2 separate regions of the Homo sapiens genome follow, and region 2 is linked to region 1. A link is a contact called in ENCODE Hi-C or POLR2A ChIA-PET data. All regions are on one chromosome and are shown on one strand. The core of a region is the stretch at or near the end of the contact, and the rest is flanking DNA. Distances in the headings are between cores, read along the strand shown.

Region 1 (3,681 bases), core at 154-2,653:
TTAACTGGCAGTGGTGCTGCGCACCTGTGGTCCCAGCTACTTGGGAGGCTGAGATGGGAGAATCGCTTCAGCCCAGGAGGTTGAAGCTGCAGTGAGCTGAGACTGAGCCACTGCACTTCAGGATGGGTGACAGAGAGACCCTGTCTCAAAAAAAATTTTTTTTCAATAAAATCTAAACGTAGATATTTCTGATGAAAATTTAGTATCCCAACAGAGACTTGCTGGAAGGACAAAATATATCACATTTTTAAGACATTGTACGTATATCTCATTAGTAATTTGATTATTGAAATAACTTTTGAAAATACCGCACTAAAACGTTAACACTAATTTCACCAGTTTCTTCGTACTTTTTGTGGCTACTGCAAAATTTAAAGTTATGTGTGTGGCTGCATTATATTCCGAGCGGACAAGCCCGACCTGGCAAGGCCTGGCAAATGGTAAAAGCCACCAAAATGGTGGCATATGAGCTGCATGATAGGAACGAGAATGATATTCCTTTGTGAAGATCAACAATACTTGACATCAAGTAGGTCTTCAAAACACAGGACTACCTAATGCTGAGAATTACTCCTCCCGATTACACAGTGTCGCATTTGTTTTTGTGAGCGCCTTAAGTTCCTTTTCCGACAAGAAAGGCTGGCAGACAGTTCTGATAGGGATGAAGGAATGGAGCACTTGGGGCTTGCCTAGGCTGTAAGGTGAAGTTTTAGAATTGTCACTTGGAACTCGGTCCCACGCCCAGAAATCGCAAACAGTCCCAAGTTTCCACACTGGCCACGCCAGTCCGCGACCCACGGCGGCTCCCAAGGCTGCGCCGACCTAGGCGCCCACACCCGCGACCTTCCCCGGAAGCGTTTCCATTTCATTCCCTCAAGTCCGCAAGGCGCCGGGTGGGTCCCGAGCGCCCGACTCAGCCATAAAGGCGGCCCCGGGAAAACGCTCTCGGAAGCGGGTAGGGGCCCAGGCCCACGCTGCCCGGCGTCCGCAGGCCAGGGGCAGGGGCAGAGGCAGGGACGGGGCAGGAACAAGGGAAGGTGGCGGCGGGCGGAGGCGAGGCCGAAGCGCCGGGGCCCGCGGGCAGAGGCCGCAAACGTATCCACGCCCCTCGTGCATCCTGGAGCGGGGCTGATGACGAACACAGGGCGCGACGGACGCACACACCGCCCAGCGCTCGCACGACGGTGCGTGCAAGGAGGCGGGAGGGAGCCTCGGGCTGTCACCGGCGCAATCTGCGTCCCGCCTCCTCCGCTCCCTGCGCTCCCGCCACCTCGGCAACTCCGCGCCCGCCTCCCGCCTCCGTCGGAAGCCTCCGCCGCAGTAAGGCTCCCGGTCTCGCTGCTGTCTCTTTAAATGGTGGGGCTACGAGCCGCCCCTGCAGCTGCTCCCTGGGTGGCCCCGCGCGCCGCTTTTGAGGGGCGAACCAAGATGGCGGCGGTTTTGGCTGTGTGAGGAAGACGGAAGAGACGGCGGCGGAGGGAAACCGACTTCCACTAGTCCGGGTCGCTTGGGCGGCCGGGGGCCCTCAGAGTCTCCCGGGCAGTGGTAGCAGTTGCAGCAGGATCAGGCGCCTGTCGGCTTCTGACGTTTAAAACAGGGGGAGCGGAAGGGAGCCACTGGCCGCGGTGGCAGGGCCAGGTATAAGGAAGGAAAATATGGCGGCGGCGGCGGCGGCCTGAGGAGGCGGCGGCGGCGCGGGAAGCTGCTTCGCGGAGATCATGGCGGAGGCGGGAGCAGGGCAGTGACGGGAGCCCCGAGTTCCTAGCGCTGCGGGGCGGGAGGCTACGAAGCGCTGCGCGGCCCCCTCGGGGCTGCCGGGCGCCGGGCTCGCCAGGCCTGGACAATAGCGCCGGGGAGCCGGAGGCGAGGAAAGGCGGCGGCCCAGAGCTCGGTCCCTGGAGCGGGCCATGCAGGCGGCGGCGCGGCCCCGCGGCGCCCAGCGGCGGCAGTGAGGCCGGGGAGCCCTCCGCTCGCGGGCGCCCTCACGCCTCGCCCCTCGCCTCTCCAGGGCCCCTTTCCTGGGCGTCTACTGGCGGGGCCCCCGCCCCGGTTCCCGGGCGGCACGATGACCGACACCCGGCGGCGGGTGAAGGTGTACACGCTCAACGAGGACCGGCAGTGGGACGACCGGGGCACCGGGCATGTGTCGTCTGGCTACGTGGAGCGGCTGAAGGGCATGTCCCTGCTTGTCAGGGCTGAGAGCGACGGTAAGTGAAGCCCCGCGCGGCGGGACCCTCGCAGCCCCCACGGCCCTGGGCCGCCTCCCTGGTTCTTGCGGGGCATGGCGCTCGCTCCACGAGAACAGAGGGACGGCTGGGGAGGGCGGCCACCTCGGGGGAGGACGGGCCCCAGGTACCCCAGTCTTGCGGGAGCTCCCCGGAGAGCGCTTGAAATGTTTCCTTTCTCTGAGTGCCTGGTGGCATTTTGGGTACGAGGAGAGCCAAGCGTGTTTGAGCTGTGCCGCCCTGGAGTGTGGAGAGGTCGAGGACCTGAGATAGGGAGTCCGGAGTGTGCTGTTCTTTTGCACTAGAGTGACCTTGAGAAAGACACTGATTAATCCGATCTGCTGCCTTAGTTCACCCATCTGTAAAGCAGGCATGAAACTTTGCTTGGAGCTAAGAAAGTTCTTGGACCTTTCACACTTTGAAGAACGTTTTGCTGTGCTTTTTTTGTTTTTCTTTTTAAACATCTTTTTGCTACATGTTTCTGATCGTGTTGAAGCTTGGCAACACTGTATCTGGCAACTCTACACTAAGAGAAAACGCTTTCCCTTGCGAAGATTTTCGTTCACCAGTGTTGGTTGTCTTTTTTATAGTAATGCAGAATTTTGTGTGTAGCTTACTATATAAACATCTTGCAAAGTTGGAATCATATGAGCTTTTTTTGATTGCTTAAATGGGTGTTCATAATTTGGTTAACAGGTGCAGAGAAGTTGGCAGATAATTTTTAAAACCTTTCGGATCTTCCCTAGTGTTTATGCTTCACAAATTTTGAAACAGCCCTCAAGGTTCAAAGACTAAGTTGTTTGAAAATAAGTGTTTCACGTTTTTTCTTTTTTCCACATGTGCTGTTTCATATTTTAAAAGGCTTATTCTCTGTAGGGATTGCCACTGTTTTTGGCGATATACAGTGAATTTCACTTAAAATACTCAAGTGGGGTAAAACTATTCTCAAATTGTTACTTCCAAACGTGAAAGTAAGTTATCTTCCACTTCTTTTTGTACATTAGTTTATATTTTGCAGTTGCTAACGATGCCAGTTTATTATGATTGTAGCGATTCTGTATCTGAATTATTGCAAACTAATTTCAAGGAATTTTCTTCAATTGGACTCTCCCCAGAACTCCAATTCCATGAAAAACCAACAAGACTAGCCCTTCTGTAATTGAAGACTCTGGGAATATTGATGTTCTATTTAAATTGAAAGTGGTAATCTGGAGTATATTGCCCACAGGTTATAAGGTTACCCAAAGTAACTTAAATCTGGAGAGAAATTATTTTCTTTTGGAGGCATTTAAAAATTTTTGAATGTTGGGTGTATTTTTCTGGGCCTGAGTTATTGGCTTCTTAAAATACAATTTGAATGTCAAGTGTTAGTGTAATTTTGTATGTGACTCACATAATAACCTACTCTAGATCTTTCACACATTTGGAAAACTTTACATAGTATGTTGGAAGGTAT
Region 2 (3,722 bases), core at 616-3,115, 140 kb after region 1:
TGTCCTGTGGAGAGTTAATCAGTGGCATGAGCGTAGACGTTCCAACACCTGCAAAGGAGATCTGTGGAATATCCCTCCTGACTACAGGGTTCTCTTGGGGGCCCTCAAAAAGCATCCCACCTGCCTGAAGCACAGCCAGCACCGTGCCGTTTCTGGAAGTGTTAAATCGATGCAGGGTTTCGACACCCCTCCTAGAGCACTGGACTAGACATTGGGAACACTGGAATACGTGTGGGGCCTTTCCTGTCTGAAGTCACTTCTGTAGTTTAGGAATTTAAAATTAATTTACTTTTGCTTAGTTTGCTCATAAAACTATTGCATTTGGGATTTTACAGTTGGAAAGCATGGTATATTCAAGCCAGCATTACCAGTTCACTTTGGAATGTTTTTAAAAATCTATATTCAATCTTCTACTTACACAAGTTCTAATGGAAAATTCTAAAACAAATTCGAAGCTTTTTTTCCCTCTGAAATGTTTTTAACTTTTGTTAACAGCTACAGGCTGTGAATCTTAAGGAATATGGTGTCAGATTTTCCAGGTTTCAAGGCACAGGAATTAGCAGAGAAACCACCCTCATTGCAGTGATAGAGCAGAACAGTAGGTTTTCAGATCTTGGTTCCCTTGTCAACATGGAAGAGACAGAGAAGACACCTCCTCCACAAAAGAGGTTTTTAAAAACTGTGTACTCAATATATATTTTGAGGAATATTTTCTGATTTAATTTTCCCAACTGTCACTATTAGCAGCTTTTTGCCACTTCGGAGTGGGGAGTTGATTGACATGGCACAGTGTAGAAAGTGCCGCAGAAGGGGGCTGAGGAAGCATTAGGAGTTCAGGGGAGAAAAAAATCATCCGGCATCAGGTGGCTGCCTAGAGGAGGGGGCGTTTTAGCTGAGCTTTGGAGGGCGAGTAGGGTCTGGCAGGTGGTAATCTGGTGGTAATGGGGCTGTGGGAGGAAGGGCACCCTCGTGGGAAGCGCAGAGAGTGTTGGTAGTTCAGTTTGATGCTCAGGGTAACCGAAGGGTTGACTTGCTGCCCACACTTAGCAGTTAATACATTTCCTGGCTCTGTCCCTCACGTGTCAGACTCCTAAGCATTCTCTACAGCCCAGCTCAGAAGCTGTCTCCTCTGGGAAGCCTTCCCAGACTTGTCTGGGCAGTTTGGCAGTACTCCCTGTGCTGTGCTGCCACTGTCTACCTCCCTCCCAGACAGGCCGAGAGTTCTCTGCTCGCTGCAAGGTGTACACAGTACGTGTCTTCTGAATATCTGAACCCCAGAGCAGACCTAAAGGTGTAGAAAATGCCCCGGCTTTGGGCACCAGGGAAGACGGTGTCTAGAGGTGTGCTGGGTGCACCTGCGAAGCCGACGTCACTCATGCTTCTGCTATTTCAGTCTTGACTGTTAGCGTGTGTGGGTCAACAGCGGCATTCTTTGTGGTTTTGCTTTGGCTGTGTGGAAGGCTCTCTTTGCTGTTTGGACCATCTTGGTCTCCTTGGCAACCGTGAGCGTCACCTTCATCCTGAATGCCTGTGCTGGGCGTTCATCTTAACTTTTCTGGGATTTCCCTCTCATTTATTCTGCATTAGCAGCTCCCATTCATAGCCACATGAGGGGCATCCTGTGGGCCTAAACGCTTGGCTTTCGGCAGCGTTTATTCTTCCTTCCTGGTAAAATATCAAGCTGCGAGATTCAGTTTCACTTAGAAGGAGAAAAATAATTCTTCCCATTTCTTCGTGAAATCATTGTTCTTGGTCCAACTGTCCTAGTGTTTTCAGTGGATACTGAAGCTAACCTCTGCCACATGCACAGAACGGTGTTTCCACCTGCATCTTTCCCAGGACTGTAATGTTTCTCCCACCTGCGGAGAAAATGACCTTTTTGTTGGAGCAGGCACAGTGGTTGAGATGGCCCTGGCAGGTTGTTAAGTCTTTTCAGGAGGCCCTTACTTTGCCTCAGGTGTTGAGTGGGCCTTTTCTGGGACCTCTGAGGCTCTGTCTTCACAGGGCTTATACCCTGAGAGTCAGCCTTTCGCCCAGGACCCCGTCCCCCTTCACTGGTTACAGACCCCTTGGGTGCTCCTGGCTCCCATCTGTTCTTCCCAATCAAGAGGCTTGGCTTCTCCTGATGAGAAGATGCTTGAAGGTGCAGCTTGCTTTTTGTGGCTATTATTTAAAATGGCAATCTACTTCATTCCTCATCTTGGATAGTTGGTGAATTGTCTCAGAGGAAAGAGTGGCTATAGATATATGGATATAGATACAGATACATGGTTTTTTGTTTGTTTGTTTCTTGTTTTTTTTTATTTTTATATTTTTTTAGACCGTCTTGCTCTGTTGCCGAGGCTGGAGGGCAGTGGCGCAATCTCGGCTCACTGCAATCTCTGCGTCCCGGGTTCAAGCAATTCTCCTGCCTCAGCCTCCCAAGTAGCTGGGATTACAGGCACATGCCACTGTGCCTGGCTAGTTTTTGTATTTTTAGTAGAGATGGGGCTTTGCCATGTTGGCCAGGCTGGTCTTGAACTCCTGACCTCAGGTGACCCGCTCGCCTTGGCCTCCCAAAGTGCTGGGATTACAGGCGTGAACCACCATGCCCAGCCCTGTGTGTGTGTGTGTGTGTGTGTGTGTGTGTGTGTGTGTGTGTGTGTGTATTTTTTAAGTAGGTCTGTCATGTTCACAGCTGAAATACCTAGTTAAATAGATGCCTCTGACTATATGGTCTCTGTGAGAACCTTTACAGAATATTTAGAAAATGCTGGGGAAACTTGCTCTTGCCCTAATCACTCTAATAAAGAAAATTCTGTCATTTTAGTGTAATATATTTCCTTTGAGGTTTTGTTTTCTTTTTTCAACATCCATTTCCTACTGTACATACAATTATGTATCTTTTTACACCTTTGAGCACTCTTTGCTGCCTTCCTAAATGGGATGAGTGGCCATAGCGTCCTGAACCGTTCCCCAGCGTTAATTTGCAGCAAGACTGTTAGAGTGCTGTTCTCTAATCTCACACCTCTTTCATGCTTCCTTTTGTAGTTTTGGGGAGGATTTGGGCCTTTAATAGTCTGTGGTTGACAGATTGCATAGTAGATGGTTGACTCAGAGTTGGGGTCTACATACTTGTTCTCAGAGCGGGGCTAAGGATGTCATTTAAGGTACTTGAGCTGAGTACCTTGTTGCCAAACCAAGGGTGGAGGTCCCAAAAGAAAGCACAGGCTCAGTTCAGGGTCTCCAAGACATTGAGCCCGTGGCGAACGTGGTTGAGTGGATGCACCATTTCTAAGTCCCAGATAGAGACTGGCTGAAAAGGAATGAGGCGGCCTGTCCCCCTAACAGTTTAATGGCCTCAACTGGACAAAACAGAAAATGAGCTTCATCTACAAGCCCCAGGAGCCATACAGGGTCATGTGGGGCGTGAGGGGCCACCGTAGGTGGAGAAGGGAGGCGCTCAGACCCCTTTCCTTGGGTCCTTCCCAGCCTAGTCCCTTCCCGTCCTGGTCCCTACCTGCTTCATGGGCTCCAGACACCTGCCTGCCACTCATTCTGTCCTGCCTCTCATTCTGTCCTGCCTCTCAGGAGGGCAGAAGCCCCAGCAAGGTGAAACCTGCCTGGGAGGGGTGAGGGGTGAGGGGTGAGGGAGTTGGAGGAGAGGAGGAGAGCACTTAGGCTGGAGGGGACCGTAGGGTGCCTGTGGCCTCCTGGAGCCAGCAGTGACAAGTGCTTAGCGT

Evidence for each region. A loop is a pair of places that touch in the nucleus more often than their neighbours do. ChIA-PET counts read pairs that join two places held with the same protein, here RNA polymerase II (POLR2A). Pooled maps may share reads with other maps.
Region 2: a pooled map shows a loop between it and region 1 (6-fold over the local background). The contact joins the enhancer-like site here to the promoter of PPP4R3A in region 1. A Hi-C loop is called at or near these places in 3 of 37 single-sample maps with no recorded cell type and 6 of 50 pooled maps. POLR2A ChIA-PET finds 5 or more read pairs at or near these places in 8 of 52 experiments (CD4-positive, alpha-beta T cell, CD8-positive, alpha-beta T cell, OCI-LY7 and 5 more).

The regions. Positions count from the first base shown.
Region 1 is chr14:91,508,032-91,511,712 of GRCh38, reverse strand. It overlaps PPP4R3A (protein phosphatase 4 regulatory subunit 3A), which reads left to right and starts at 1,403. Exons shown (of 15, transcript NM_001366432.2): 1 at 1,403-2,207. The coding sequence starts at 2,066. RefSeq lists silencers at 1,144-1,343, 1,924-2,023, 2,034-2,093, 2,344-2,393 and enhancers at 1,404-1,683, 1,501-2,151, 2,152-2,803.
Region 2 is chr14:91,365,079-91,368,800 of GRCh38, reverse strand. The region is part of intron 3 of CCDC88C (coiled-coil domain containing 88C); the gene reads left to right. Among named protein-coding and RNA genes, the nearest start is that of CCDC88C, 51 kb to the left of the region's middle. RefSeq lists enhancers at 1,246-1,325, 3,063-3,152, 3,512-3,722. Within about 2 kb of position 1,865, at least 5 of the 41 ENCODE cell types and tissues checked have a DNase peak (open chromatin) inside an H3K27ac peak, as active enhancers do; they include CD8-positive, alpha-beta T cell and OCI-LY7, where a contact is called at or near this core.